2 separate regions of the Homo sapiens genome follow, and region 2 is linked to region 1. A link is an interaction called in ENCODE POLR2A ChIA-PET data of the cell type or tissue named here. Cell type or tissue: Panc1. All regions are shown on one strand. Each heading gives the region's core, and the rest is flanking DNA. Links, peaks and the distances in the headings are about the cores only. Region 1 overlaps AHI1 (Abelson helper integration site 1). Region 2 overlaps TBPL1 (TATA-box binding protein like 1).

Evidence for each region. ChIA-PET counts read pairs that join two places held together with the same protein. Peaks named below come from ENCODE experiments on the same cell type or tissue, not always from the same donor. Only the 100,000 strongest peaks of a DNase experiment are listed, where the experiment ranks them.
Region 2: POLR2A ChIA-PET joins it to region 1 with 5 read pairs; 2 of 35 experiments call an interaction of 5 or more read pairs at or near these places.

Annotation. Positions count from the first base shown.
Region 1 is chr6:135,439,874-135,447,799 of GRCh38, reverse strand. It overlaps AHI1 (Abelson helper integration site 1), which reads left to right. Exons shown (of 29, transcript NM_001134831.2): 13 at 640-792; 14 at 5,086-5,218. Among named protein-coding and RNA genes, the nearest start is that of AHI1, 54 kb to the left of the region's middle. In Panc1, for the core only: no CTCF peak of the experiment used is centred there; no DNase peak of the experiment used is centred there.
Region 2 is chr6:133,962,087-133,970,012 of GRCh38, reverse strand. All of the region lies in intron 1 of TBPL1 (TATA-box binding protein like 1), which reads right to left. The region is part of intron 1 of LOC128092253 (umcharacterized LOC128092253); the gene reads right to left. Among named protein-coding and RNA genes, the nearest start is that of TBPL1, 13 kb to the right of the region's middle. RefSeq lists enhancers at 2,938-2,987, 5,171-5,340, 6,959-7,128. In Panc1, for the core only: no CTCF peak of the experiment used is centred there; no DNase peak of the experiment used is centred there; H3K27ac peaks cover 296 bases.

The DNA of each region.
Region 1 (7,926 bases), core at 66-5,065:
GGCACATTTTTCACAATATTATTCAAATAATCAGTATGTAATGTTTCTACTGCTGCTGTTTTCCATAGATTAATATTATAAATAATCTTAGCAAAGAATTGGCCCTAAAATAAAAAAGTTTTGCTTTTGTCTAGTTTCTTGTAAGACATTAATTTTTCAGGTCATTTGCACGTTCTGTAGCTGATATGTACTGTCACCACAGGGCTGATTTGCATTGGTTTGGATGGAGTTAAATCTATTATTTGAGAAATGAGGATTTTTAAAACTTGAGATTTTTATGATACTAGTTTTGTGATATTAAAGCCAGAGATATGATAGTATATCAGAGCCATGGCATAACTCATAAGTATTGGTGAAGAAGCAGAAACAAAGGATAGAGTTATTAAAATCATTTCATGTGACCTTTGTGGTCATATTTTTTCCTCCAAAATTTTTATGGCTTTTTGGTTACAGGACTGTAGTTTTAAGCAGCTTTTTTATTTTATTTAGAATAATGTACAAATAAAAGTAGAATTTTTTTCTGGATTACATTTTGAAAATATTTTCATATTATTTGTTTCAGTATTTTAAAAACTATATGCTAGAAAAAGAAAAAGGTGAACATGGTATATAAATTTTCATATTTTAATGCATATTTAGATAAAGCCATCTTACCGCTCTATGATGGCTCTTCAGGAGGAAAAAGGTAAACCAGTGCATTGTGAACGTCACCATGAGTCAAGCTCAGTAGACACAGAACCTGGATTAGAAGAGTCAAAGGAAGTAATAAAGTGGAAACGACTCCCTGGGCAGGTGAAGTGTTTGATAATAGTGGATTTATTTAGATGTTTACTTATTACCTTAAAAACTCCAATAACTCCTAGGATATCTAGCTTACTACTTAAAATGCTTGCTATTTATCCTTGTTTTTAACCACAATTTTGCCTTTCCATTAATTAATTTGACAAATAATAATAGAGTGCCTAGCATGTGTATATAAGCACTATCTTACATTCTTTGGGCACTTGGGCAATTGTATTAGCTTGGGCTGCTATAACAAAATACCACTGACTGGGTGGCTTAAACAGCAGACATTTATTTCTCACAGTTCTGGAGGCCGAGAAGTCCAAGATCAAGATGCTAGCCAGCCTAGTTCCTGGTGAGGGTCCACTTTTTGACTTGGAGCCCGCCTCCTCTTCACTATATTCTCACATGGTGGAGAGAGAGATCACCTTTCTCGCGTCTTTTCTTATAAGGGCACGAATCTGATTCATGAGCTTCTCACTCTCAGGACCAAATTACCTCCCAAAGACCCCCACATCTAAATACTATCACATAGGGGATTACAGCTTTAACATACAGTTTTTGAGAGGACATAGCATTCAGTGCATAGCAAAGATCAAGGTGATGACTGGGTTGATTTCTTCTGAGGCTTCTCCTTGGCTTACAGTTGGCTGCCCTCTTGCTGCCTCTTCACATGATCTTTGTGCATGCACGCCCCTGTTGTCTCTCCCCCTATTGGATTAGGACCCTTCCATAATTATTTCATTTTAATGTAATTACCTTTTTAAAGACCATGTCTCCAAATACTGTTACATTCTGAGGTGTTAGGGGTTAGAGCTTTAGCATATTCATTTGGGTGACAAGGGGTGGGGGTGTGAGTGGGAGGAGAGAGGACACAATTCAGCCTATAACAGCAGTCAGATAACATAGATTTTTAGCCTGGGCAATGTAGCAAGACCCATTCTCTTTTTGTTTTTTTTTTGAGACGGAGACTTGCTCTGTCGCCCAGGCTGGAGTGCAGTGGTGCAATCTCGGCTCACTGCAAGCTCCACCTCCCGGGTTCATGCCATTCTTCTGCCTCAGCCTCCGGAGTAGCTGGGACTACAGGCGTCTGCCACCACGCCTGGCTAATTTTTTGTATTTTTAGTAGAGATGGGGTTTCACCATGTTTGCCAGGATGGTCTCGATCTCCTGACCTCGTGATCCGCCTGCCTCAGCCTCCCAAAGTACTGGGATTACAGGCGTGAGCCACCGTGCCCGGCCAGCAAGACCCATTCTTTTAAAAAAAATTTTTTTAATTAGGTGGGCATGGTGGCATGCACCTGTAGTCCCAGCTACTTGGGAGGCTGAGGAAGGAAGATTGATTGAACCCAGGAATTCAAGGCTGCAGTGAGCTATGATTCTGCCACTGCACTCAAGCCTGGATGACAGAATGAGATCCCATCTCTTTAAAAAGAAAAAGAATTAAAAATTTAAAAAAAAATTTTTTGATGTCTGTAAGATGTATATCTCTTAATGTTTATGGATTCATGAAATTCTTCACAGCACCTGGCTTCTTCCTGAATCACACTTTGATAGAGATATGTACATGTATATACTTCTGCCACAAGCTGAGCAGAATTTAAGCTTTTACTAAAGTGTTCTTACTAGATTAGCATTTTATGCAGTGGCAAGAAGCATTGCTGATACAATTTTGCAATGTTTTACTTGTTTTTATAAAGAATGAAGTGGTTTATTTTATGCATATGAGCTGCTACCAGATGAAATTTATCCAAAATCTTAATTTATTCAAACATCTAATGTAGAAATAAGAGCTTACTATTCTTACTTATTCATCTTCATTTTCTATATTTTATATCACATTTGACTTTCTTTTTGAGGCTGATTTTACAGATACATTTTAAAATCACTTTGAGTTAGAATACTTTAAGCATGATATGGAGAGAATAACACTTAGATTATGCCCTTGGGGAACTTCCAAGTTAGGTGGGAAAAGAAAGCAGTTACATTGTTGTTTATTTTCAGATATGCTTCAGAGAAGTCTTGATGAAATGAGGAAATGTAGGTATAAAGATGATTGTACAGATCAGCAGTTCTCAAAATGTAGTTTGGAGACCTCTGGGAGTTCTGAGTCCCTTTCAGGGGGTTCTTGAAGTCAACTTCTTTTCATAATGATTCTAAGGTGTTACTAGTCTCATTCAGATTCATTCTCTTACAAGTATGTACTAGCATTTTCTAGAGGCTAAATAACGTGATATCACAAGAGAGCAGAGGCACTTACGAAAATCTAGATTTTATTCAGCTAGACATTTAAAGTTAGCAAGTTACTTTTATTTTATTTTTATGAAAACTCCAAATAGCCTCCAAAAAAATGTTCCAAGAATGTAAAGCATCTCGAAACTAAAAACATTTGAGAATTGCAGATATGAAGACTGAACTACAATGGTGGAAGAAGGGCTCATTCAACAGTGGAGCTTGAGATAGACTAGGATGCTCAAGGTAGGGGTGAGTGAAGGAGGGACAAGGGCGGGTATTTCATATGAAGGCAAAGTTGCAAATAAGTGGGAAAGGACCTGTTGTATTCATTAGGCACTCAAAAGCTTAGCTGGTTGGAAACCAGAGTTTGTAAAAGAGGAGATAAAGTAGTGTACTGGATGAGGCCCACATTGTGGAGTGTCTCAAATGGTAGCCTAATACTTGATTGTGAGGGATGTGAGGAATAATGGAAGGTTTTCGGGTGAGTGAGAAAAATAACAATTGTATTTGAGGATGAATTAATGCAGGCAGTGGCATGGGGAGATCTTGAAGTAGTAACATCAGAATTAGATGGCAGTCATTGATGTGTGAGGTGATGAGGGTCTAATGAATACGAGAGACAGAAAGTAGGAACCAGCATGATTTAGTGACTGACAAGGTAGTAAAGGAGGAGAAACAGTCAAGGCTTTTGAGGACCTTTATTGTTGTTATCAGACTTTCATTGAGTGTCTGTTGTGGATAGGGCACAGAGTCAAACCCTGAGAATACAAAGAACATGATAGTGGGTTCAATGTTTTCATTTTCAGCCTAGGTGATTGGGCACAGAGTTTTCCTTAATTACACTTCCTACTCTAGGAGCAGCAGCAAGTGGTTATAAAGCCTCCTGACATTTCTTTCAGTTTTTGTTACCTTGTTACCCTCCTCTCCCTTTTCTTAATTATGTGGTTGGAGGATGCAGAGAAAAGATGGGTAGCATGGAGTCTGGAGAATGCAGAGAAAGGATGGGGAGCATGGAGTCTGGTACATGATTGACACTTAACAAATTCTTTTGAATTTTTCACATTCCTAGTAGCTGGTCATAATGCTGTCTCCAGAGGAACTGCTAGATCTTGGTACTATTTGTGAAAAACCTGGTACCTGTCTAGAAAGCATGCCCTTGAAGTAACAGTCTTTGAGTAGGTCCATTAAGCTAGGCTTGACCCTTTGAATAATCCCTCTTAGCCATATAGAGCTAATAATGGTTACTCTTAGCTAGTAATAGCTACTCATAGGGTGGCTGTGATGAATATATTCAAAGACCTTTGTAATAAAGTACAACTTTCATGACATATAGTAAGAGCCCAGTATATGTTTACTTCAACTTTTTGAATTATAAGAAACAGAAGAACTAAGGCTCACTGAAGGTTGCAAGAGATAGAATTAGGATAAATAAACGTAACTGGTATTTTCTACAGTAGACATTAATACCCAGAAAATTTGGGCTTCATCTGGTAGAAGAGGGTGAAAACATTAAAATTTTGAAGAAATTGTAATAATGAATGAGAGACCAATAAGGGCCGATTGATTACTTTGAAAATACATTTTGGAAGGCAGCCACAAAAGGTGATTATTTTAAGATAGGCAAAGAGAGAATAAGCATTCATACATTCTGGCTTAAGCTAGGCCCCATAGGTACTTGTGGTCTTAAAAAAAGCTTGTGACTTTAACAAAAGTGACTTACTAGTGCTGTCATAGAATAAGGCTGTGACATACATTCTTTTAGTAGCTATATAGAAGCAGTGTGGCAGTGATGGCTTTAGAGTATCAGATATTGAAATTTTTCTATTCATATTTAGGTGAATTAAGTACTACTTAAACATGAAGAACAAACCCACTTTAAAAATTTCATGGACACTGATTCTCTTTTTACAAAGCAATTTACTATGGTTTTTCACCATTCTGCGTACTTGTTTTTCTCTTTCTCTGCATCATAAAAGGACTTAAAAGAACTACAGTAATTGAAATTAAAAACTAGCCTTCGCGTTTTAATGTTTGCTAATTTATATTTTTTAAACGTATGTTTTTTAGGCTTGCCGTATCCCAAACAAACACCTCTTCTCACTAAATGCAGGAGAACGAGGATGTTTTTGTCTTGATTTCTCCCACAATGGAAGAATATTAGCAGCAGCTTGTGCCAGCCGGGATGGATATCCAATTATTTGTGAGTAATAATCCTACCTGTTTAATCTGATTGTAGTCCACGTGGAGGACATTCTTTAGTTTTTTTAAATTCATGGAAATCTTAACTTGAGTAATCCCCTGTACTACTAAATTAAAGAAAACGGATTTCTTCAAACAAAGAAAGTTCTTTTGTAATAATTTTACACTTTTCTATACAGTAACTGTTCGTAAGTAGAATGAGATTGATCAAATGAAAGATGGTAAATTTATTTTTAAAACATGCAGGAGGATTTTTGTAAACATTTTGTATTTTAAATATAGAAATTTGGAAACAAGGATGAATAAATCTCATGGGGAACATTAGTCCAATGTGGCTAGTTGATAGCAGTGATGATTTGAGTTACAAAAGCCTCCAGATTTGCTGTGTAGTGGAATACCAATAATTGACTCAAGAGTACCTAGATGAAAACTTCTCATTATGATAGAGAAGTCAGCAGAGAGGCCAAGCAATTATTTCTGTTGCTTTAGAGACATTCTAAAGTGAGCATTATCATACTGTTCTAGACTTAGAAGCATTAAATACTCTCTCCTTTACTTCTGACTCAATAATAAAACCAGCTCTCCTCTGCAGAAGTAGCCAGCTCCTTGTGGGCATCTGCCCTAAACACTAGATCTTATTGAACTTTCCTCAGCTTAACACAGTTTGCTATTAATTGGTTGATTCCCTTTTTTTTAATCAGGGACTCATAATTGACTTGATTGGCATTTATTAAGTAGATATTGCTCCCCATGAAATAGTAATAAATTTTAAAAATAAAAAATCACTTGTGTCGTTTGATTACCACTATGCTATTTTTAAAATTCACCAAAAACCCATATGTAGAGGGAAAAAAGGTTCTTAGGAAATGCTCCTAAGTTATTAATAGTAATTTATTTCTTTTGGATAGTGAAAGAATTATTTTATTCCGATTTTATGTTTTAAAAGCTTCTGTGATAAATATGTTACTTTATGCTTAAATAAACTTGCTTTAAAATGCTATGTAGATTGAGATATTGCTTAAATCTCAAAAATAGAGGAGGAAGAGGAATCTTTGTCTTTGGTTTTTGACTATTTGATTATGATGTGTCTACTTGGAATTCCTTTAACTTGTTGAATATGCAGATCAGTGTTTTTCACAAATTAGAGATGTATTCAGTCATTATTTCTTGAAATGTTCTGTTTGGCCCTTTTCTCTTTCTTCTTCTGGGAGTCCCGTTATGCCTGTGTTGGTACTCTTGGTGGTGTCCCACAAGTCTCTGAAACTTTTCTATTTTTCTTCATTCTTTTTCTGCTTTTTTCAGACTGGATAATCTCAGTTGACCTGTTGTCAAATTTAGTAATTCTTTCAGTTTAGATCTGCTTTTGAGCCCCTCTAGTGAATTATTTATTTCAGTTATTGTACTTTTCAACTGTAAAATTTCTAGTTGGACTTTTTTTTTAATCATATCTATTTCTTTATTGATACTCTCTTTTTTGGTGGGAAATCCTTTTCACACTTTAATTCTTTAGATATAGTTTTCTTTAGATCTTGGAATATATTTATAATAGTGGATTGAAAGTCTTTGTTGAGAAAGCCCAGCGTCTGGGCTTCCTCAGTTTCTATGTGGATGACTTTTTTCCCCTGTGTATGGGCCACTCTTTCCTGTTTTTTCCATTTCTCATAATTTTGTATTGAAAACTGGATGTTTTAATAATGCAGTGTGGCAACTCTGGAAATCAGATGCCCTCCTTTCTCCCCTCACGCCCACCCAAGATTTATTATTTTTGCAGTTAGCTTTGTGATTTTGGACTAATTCTGTAGTCTTTACTGTCTGTCATGTGTTGCCATTGATGTCTGTGCTCGGTTAAGTTCGTGGTCAGACAGAGACCACCGTTGTGGTTAGACAGAGATTTTTAAATACTTGAGTGGATAGGTCTACTGGTCTTTGCCAAGAGACTCTGTGTGTGTTGGGGTATACCTTCAATGCTTCGGTACACAATCTACAGCTCTGCCTTAGCTTTACTTTCTGTTTGTCCTGAGCCTCCTCACGTCAGCCCGAGTGAGAAGTAAAGCCTGTCAGGTCTTTCTTGGTTGTGCATATTCCCTTCACATACATGGATGGGAATCCTTCTAGATACCCAGGAATATTTTGGAGTTTATCAGTGTCCCCTATGGACATCTCATGCCCGGTTTTTTGTTTTGTTTTGTTTCATTTTGTTTTTTGTTTTTATTTTAAGTTCTTTGGTGAGCCTCTTCTTAGCCTCACTTGCAGCTGTGATATTAAATGATGCCACGGGTTGTTTTGACATGCACCTTAGGGTTAGGGCTGTCCTCCCAGAGCATGCTGTGAGCCAGGTCAAATAAAGGCAGGCCCTGACAGTGGATCTTTCCTGGAGGGCCAGACTGTCAAATAGTGAGAAGTCTTTGGGGATGGGGCTTTTAGGGAGCATCAGACCTGTTCTGCCCCAACCAGTCTCTTGATTTTTATTGGTTTTTAAGGCTCCTTTAAAGTTTGAGACAGGAATGAGAACATAGCAAGTTAAAACACCGTAAAGCTCAATGTTCTTACCAAATTCAGCCATTTTTCTTAAATACTCTTCAAATTTTTGTAAGCTTTGCTTAATTTTCAGAGTTCTGAGAATGTTGATTTTTGCCAGTTTTTGCCAGTGTTCTTGTTGCTTCTGTGGGGAGGAGATTTTTTCTAAGATTCTTACTTTGCTATTCCACA
Region 2 (7,926 bases), core at 1,022-6,021, 1.5 Mb after region 1:
AGTCTTCTATTAGGTGAAAGATGAGACTAGACTGATGGTTTTTAAGATTCCCATCTAATTCTAAAATCCCAGGAGCCTAACATATTAGATGAAGATACATTCTAGACAAATGTAGGAATTATACAGTAAATTTCCATTTTAATTCTAGAATTATTCTGTTAGTTTAGATAAATTATCATCAATTCTGAACTCACCACTTCCCCTTCAGCATGCATTTGTGTTCAAAGGGGCAGTAATGGGAGAGAGTTAGATGCACTAAGGTCTAACAGTTGAAAACCTTGAACTTGTTTGGCAGGGTGACATTCTATCATGAGGACATTTTAGGAGTCAGTCCACAGGGTTGGCATTTTTATAGTCTAGCCACATGAAGAAAATTTTACCAAGTTTGCCTGGCCATAAAAAACCTTGAATCTTCCAAAGAAAAAGACTGTATATTTTACCACCCGTAAAACATTTAACAAATGCTTAAGTGAAAGCAAAAGTATTTGATGTACAAAAAGCATCATTACATTCAGTTAAACAGAAAGTTAAACTATCTTCATTACATATGACTACCTACTATCTATGAGACTCAATCTAGATATTCAGTCTGAAGACTGTTAAGCAGGTAGCATTCATGTGAATAATTTTGTATCAAAGTGAATTATGGTTAAAAAAATCTATATTAAGAAAGCTACAAGGTACTATTTTTTAATGGAAATTAGTCAACAACTCTGAGGTTGCCAGCATCTATTTACTAAAAAAAAAAAAAAAAAAAAAAAGTGTATTTTATGGTTCAGTCAATGACATTATTTGTAATGGTGTCTAAAAGGTGATGGGGAAAGATTTAAATGATACTGATTTTCTGAATGACTGCTTAAGAAAAGATAAGTTCAATGGTTTACATTCTCATGCAAAAATTCTGGTTGAAAAAATGAAATATTTTGCAATATAAGAAGATATAATTGAAAACCTGTCTCATCTTAATAATGTTTAAACAGTAACCTAGTTAAGATTCTCACTGTTTCGACGAATACTAAAATATATCTATAAAGTAAGAAAACTTGGATACTGACCAGGAGTGGTGCCTCACGCCTGTAATCTCAGCACTCTGGGAGGCCAAGATGGGTGGATCATTTGAGGTCAGGAGTTGGAGACCAGCCTGGTGAAACCTCGCTCCTACCAAAAATACAAAAATTAGCCAGGCATGGCAGTGGGCGCCTGTAGTCCCAGCTACTGCGGAGGCTGAGGCAAGAGAACTGCTTGAACCCAAGGGCAGAGGCTGCAGTGAGCAGAGATTGTGCCACTGCACTCCAGCGTGGGCGAGAGCGGACTCCATCTCAAAAGAAACAAAACAAAACAAAAAACTTGGATGCTAAGACAGTAGACATCAATTGTAATGGAAGCTACACGACAGTGGACTAGTTCTGAACTGCTCCTGTTCTCATTTGTAAAACACAATACCATTTACCTCTCATGATTGTTTTGAAGAATAAAAAAACTCACAAATTTTGATATGCTCTATTAAAGCAATGTATTAGTGAATGCTAACAATAATATTAACTAATATACTATTGTGGATAAAGGAAAAAAGTGTATTTTACTGACTACAACCTTACATTTGGAAATTCAAACGCAAAGATGAGAAATTTGGCATATGATTCCTTACTATATAAAAGCAAGTTTTATTTTGGATAGATTTCTTAATATTTCAGATAAACTGTCTAAGTATACAAGATTTAAGGAAGATAGCATGTCATTTTCTGATTATATAAGAAATACTCAAATAGTCACCTGGCCAGGTGGATCACGAGGTCAAGAGATCGAGATCATCCTGGCTAACATGGTGAAACCCCGTCCCTACTAAAAATACAAAAATTAGCTGGGCGTGGTGGCACGCGCCTGTAGTCCCAGCTACTTGGGGGAGGCTGAGGCAGATGCAGGCTGCAGTGAGCCGAGACTGCATCACCACATTCCAGCCTGGTGACAAAGCAAGACTCTGTCTCAAAAAAAAAAAAAAAAGAAAATAGTCACCCATAATCCTAACAGTGATAACTGCTTTTTTCCTGTGCTCATATAAGCACATGGTCCTAGGCTCTAAATCCATATATTTGTCTGTGCACATGAAACAAGATTGGGATCGCACATGCTGTCTTACCTAGTCAGCAAAGGATTTTATAAAAATCTTGGACAACCTGAGATATGAAAAGCAGCAATACTGAATTAATTGATTTTCCTTGAATACTAATGAGGGTGAACTTTTCAAACACAGTCATGTGCTGCCTAACAATGTTTTGGTCCAGGGGTCCATAATATTATAATACCGTAGTTCTACTACACCTTTCCTATGTTTAGATACCCAAATACTTATGATTATGTTACAACTGCCTACAGTACTCAGTAAAGAAACATGCTGTATAGGTTCACTGCCTACAAGCAATAGGCTATACTACATAGCCCAGGTGTGTAGTAGATTCTACCGTCTGGGTTTATATAATTATACTCTATGATGTTCACGTGATGACAAACTCACTTCTCAGGACACATCCTTGTCATTAAGCGATGCATGACTATATTACTAACCATTTGTATTTCTTTAAAGTTAGCTGCCTCCTATCTTCTGTTCATTTTCCTTCTAAGATTTCTTATTGATTTATGGAAGCTCTAATATATAAAGAATATTAACCTTTTGCCCGCTTAATCTAATTCATTCTGCTGAAAATGATTTATGCCCACTTCTACATGTGATCCACTCCCACTTGTTCTACAGCTGAGCATCACCTTCATTCAATCAATTCTATAACAATGAACTGGAAATCTAAGCATTAAGACCCATACTAGGGGATAGGGACCTGGTAGTGAACAGACTCGGTTCAGGAAACAGCAGATGTTCTCAGCTAAGAGTAGGAACTGCTCAGGCCTGAAGGAAGAATCAGCATGGCTACGGTGAGAAAAGTGAAAAGGAAAGTGGCATAAGACTAGGCTAGAAATGCAGGGAGGGGTCAAATCATGCCTTCTATGCCACGTTCAGAATTTTCATGTTTATCTCAAAAGTAGTGGTTAGCTAAAAAAGAAGCAAGAACTGACATCACGTATTTGCATTATAAAAATGTATCACCACCACTCTGCAATGGGAGGATGGACTGAAAGAGAAGAATGGGTAGCACAGCAGTCCAGGCAAGATGACAGGACGGACCACAGTGGTAGTACTGTGGTTTGAAAATGCAAAGTAGTAGACACAAGACAGGCAGTTTTAAGAGATAGAGTGAACAGAATTTTCTGATTGATATGGGGATGGAAAAAAGGGAGATGGAGAATGACTGCAGGTTTGTGGCCTAAGATACTATTTACTAAGATAGGAAACACTGGAGAAAGGGCAGGTTTGCAGGGCAGATGAGAAAGGTAGGAGGGGTTAACAATTCGGTTTTGGACATTTTGAACTGAAGGAACTTGTGAGACATCCAAGAGGAGATACGGAGCAGTTAATCAGCTAAAAGTCCATTGCTCAGGACAGGTCTAGGTTAAGACTGGAAATGAAAATTTGGAAATCCTAGTACAGAAGGTAATTAAAACCATCATGGGTGAAATTTAAAAATCAAAGGAACTCAGAAATCTGATCCTCAATATTAAGCCAGAGTGTCCCTATTCTGAGTCCCATTTGGTCAATGGTAATGTTACTATACATACTTATATCACAGTTTTCCACACTACAAACTATGGTAAAATGTTTCCTATTTATAGTCTCCTTGGTAGACAATAAGCTCCTCAGAAGCATGATCAAATCTTCTTTATTTCTGTACCCCAGCCTTGGCGTAGTTCCCAATGCGCCATACACATTCAATAAAATGTCTGCAGAGTTTAACTGTAAGCTTGAGGTTATTAAAAAGCAATGTTTACTTACACACCCACACGACACACACACACATGCACACACACTCTCTCTCTGTTTCTTTCTGTCTCTCTCTGTCTCTGAAGTTGAAGAGCTCAGCAGAATGCTTGGGTTAAATCTAGACTCTACCACTTATTAGCCATATGACTGTGGGTAAGTTAACACCTTTGTGCCTCAATATCCTCCTCTGTAAAATAAGGCAGATAAACAGAACCCATCATAGTGTTGTGAAAATTAAATTTCATATAAAGCGCTTGGCACAGTACTTGCACATGACAAGCATTCAAATGTAGCTGTTCTTATTGTTACTATTATTATATCTCCTTTCTTCATATGGATGGAGAAATGTTCAAAAATGGAAAGGATTTCTAGTTACTCACTGTAGTCCTCAAGCTTTGGAACACAAAAGCAAATCATATTCCTTCAAGTTTAAAAGTAAGTGGTAAAAATAAAGAATACAACTTTGATGTATCTGTTAAGTGAAATGAGTACTGAAAAAAGCACTAAATTTAACAGTGAATTAAAAAAAAAAACCCACAAAACTCCAACAATAACAAAACCATCAAATCAAAGCAAATAGTTGTTGATCATGGGGTTCTTTTTTGGTGGTGCTGAGGGGAGTGGGGACAGGGAAGGTGGCAAATGAAACAGGAAAAGACTGACCAAATCTACTACATGTTACGAAATAGGTATTATGCTAGATTTTACTTCATTAGGTACCTGCAAAAAAGCAGGAAAATTAGAAGCATAATGGGTTTGGATATTAAATTGTGATACAAGTTTATGATGTTCATTTCATTTAAATTGTAAGGTATTTGTTTTCTTGAGCAGGTCTTATATGTGCCCCTACTTCCCATATTACGGACTATAATTTTAAAAGCTAAAAAGTTTCATCTCTTTACTGAGAAGTTTGATATTTGTCCTAAGCTACTGTAAGTGACTATAATTTGTAAGACTAATTTAGCCATTAAATTAATGCTAACAAAACAGCATAATTTTTAAAAGATTATTAGTTTCATTTACAAGTGTAAATGTTAATTCACTAGGGTAGCTAAAAGACTGAATAAATCTTCTCATAAGTTGGTGTCAGAATTGGCATGCATCAAGATCAAGCCTCTCTATATTCTGATTTATTTCAAGGGTGTGAATGCAGGGCTCAAACTTGAAGCACTGATAACTCATCAAGAATTTAATCAAGAGAAAGTACTGCATGGGGAAAATACAACGGGTGAAACTTCCTATTTTCATAGTTTCGACTGTTTTTATAGAGTTACCCCTCATATAAAATGCTCTAGCATAGACAACCTGTTTAAGGTCTATGTCATGCACAAATGCCATTTTAAGAAAAGGAAGGTCAGATTATGAAATTAGTTACTTGGGAAAATAAAACAGAGTTCGGCCGGGCATGGTGGCTCACACCTGTAATCCCAGCACTTTGGGAAGCTGAGGCGGGTGGATCACGAGGTCAGGAGATCGAGACCATCCTGGCTAACACGGTAAAACCCCATCTCTACTAAAAATACAAAAATTAGCCTGGAGTGGTGGCAGGCACCTGTAGTCCCAGCTACTCGGAGGCTGAGGCAGGAGAATGGCGTGAACCCGGGAGACGGAGCTTGCAGTGAGCCAAGATGGTGCCACTGCACTCCAGCCTGGGAGACAGAGTGAGACTCCATCTCAAAAAAAAAAAAACCCAAAAAACCCAAAAAAACAAAACAAAACAAAAAAAACAAACAGTTCAAACATTTCTGGTTTAAAAAACAGTACAAAATATACTTAAAACAAACATGATTACATAATGAACACTCTTTCCACATGTAAGCACCATTAGGAATTTCTTATTTTACTCAGAGCTTGTCAGATCTGAGTAACTGGTTGAAGGGTGCGTCACTCAAAAAGGATAAACACAGAGAACTTGGCTAGAGATCAGAAGAAAGCCATACATTTTTAAAACCTGAAATTATGGTCTGTGAGAAAGTCAAGAACACTACCACAACAGTAGGGTGAGTAATTTAATGATAATATACAAGTAAAAGAATGGGTTCTTACACAGAACACACAAGAGTGATAAGGAAGTTTTCTGATTGGAACATTGGTTCTTTTTTTTGAGACGCAGTCTTGCTCTGTCGCCCAGGCTGGAGTGCAGTGTCACGATCTCGGCTCATTGCAACCTCCGCCTCCCAGGTTCCCACCATTCTCCCGCCTCAGCCTCCCGAGTAGCTGCGACTACAGGCGCCCGCCACCACGCCTGGCTAATTTTTTTTTTTTTTTTTGTATTTTTAGTAGAGACGGCGTTTCACCACGTTAGCCAGGATGGTCTCGATCTCCTGACCTTGTGATCCGCCCGCCTCAGCCTCCCAAAGTGCTGGGATTACAGGCGTGAGCCACCGCGCCAGGCCGGTTCTTAACGATCAAGAAAAAGACAAGGACAGGCCTGGTGGACTCATGCCTGTAATCCCAGCACTTTGGGAGGCCAAGGTGGGCAGGTTGCTTGAGCCAGGAGTTACAGACCAGACTGAGCAACATGGTGAGACTCTGTCTCGACAAAAAAATACAAAAATTAGCCAGATGTGGTGGTGTGTGCCTATAGGCCCAGCTACTCAGGAGGCTGAGGCAAGAGGATTGAGCCTGGGAGGTCAAGGCTGCAGTGAGTTATGATCACACCACTGCACTCCAGTCTGGGCTATAGAGTGAGACTATGTCTTAAACAAATAAAAAGACCAAAAGACAAAACAACAGAAACAAGATAATAACTATGAAGATGCTCAAATCCCACAAATACAGATTTAATTGACCTTGATAGGGCCCTAATTTTGAAAATATTTCCAAGATGTTTCTAATGGGTAGTCAGTTGAGAACGACTGGGTTGAAACACCATCATAGGGTAATTAAAATAATGGAATTTCCCTCTCCATAAATCCTTAAAAAGGGCTCTATTCTTCTATCAGTACTGTTTTTCAGAGAACATCAAGACTTCTACATTCTGTTTACCATCCCTTGTTTCCCAAACTCCACTTCATGCTTTTAAACCAGCATAATCTGTCTTCTGCCTCTACACAGTACAAAATGTTACAAATGAATGGCTCATTGCTGAATTCAATGGCACACTTTAAACTCCCTCCTACTCTAGAGCATAAAGCACTGGGAACTTCTGATTCTCCAACTGCTCCCTTGCCATGTCCTATCCCTGGATTCTGAAGAAGCTTTCTTGAATTCTCTCCCCATCTCATATACTTCTCTGTCTGTTCCTTAAATCAGAAGTTCTTAACTGAAATCCATGCCAGACCCTGAAAAGCTCAACAATAGGTTCCACAGGTTAGGAACCCCCTGAAATTGTATACACACTAATCTGTACCTGAGAAGGCCATTGTTTTTTTCATATTACCAATAGGTTTAAGATCCCTAAAGGTTATAAACCACTGCCTGAAATCCTTTTCCTCTTTAAACTTTTCAGGCCTCAGTTGCTATCTATGAGCTTATGGCTGGCTCCTACATCTATCCTGACCTATCAGATATCTGAATCCATATTCCCAATCATCTATTAGGCATATCTATTAAAATCGACACATACAAACAAAACTCATTAAGCACCTCAAGAAATCTTGCTCTATCTCCTTGTAATTCTGTGAATGGAGTGAGTCACAATTAACACTCGCTCACTTCAACCAGAAATTTCAGAATCATCCTTCATCTCTCATTCTTCTCCTCTGCTCAGTTAACTTTTAATCTAGCTTCTTTTCTGCATCCAAAGCAACGTTTTATTTTAGGCCAGCTCACATGTCATTATGGCTACAGGCTTCTAATAGAACTCTCTGCTTGCATTCTCCATGCTCTAATCCATCTACCAAATAGCTACCAGGATTATCTTCCTAATTGTCTCCCTATCTGAAGAAGCATCTCTTGGCTCTCTTAGAATGAAAAACAGAATCTCATCTGCTTGCCTTGGAATGCAGTGGACTTCCCACCCCCGATCTTCCTTATATAACCTAATCTTCCACTTCCAACACACCTTAACATTCTCAGCTTTACACCATTCCTCTTCCAATAACAGACTGTTTCGC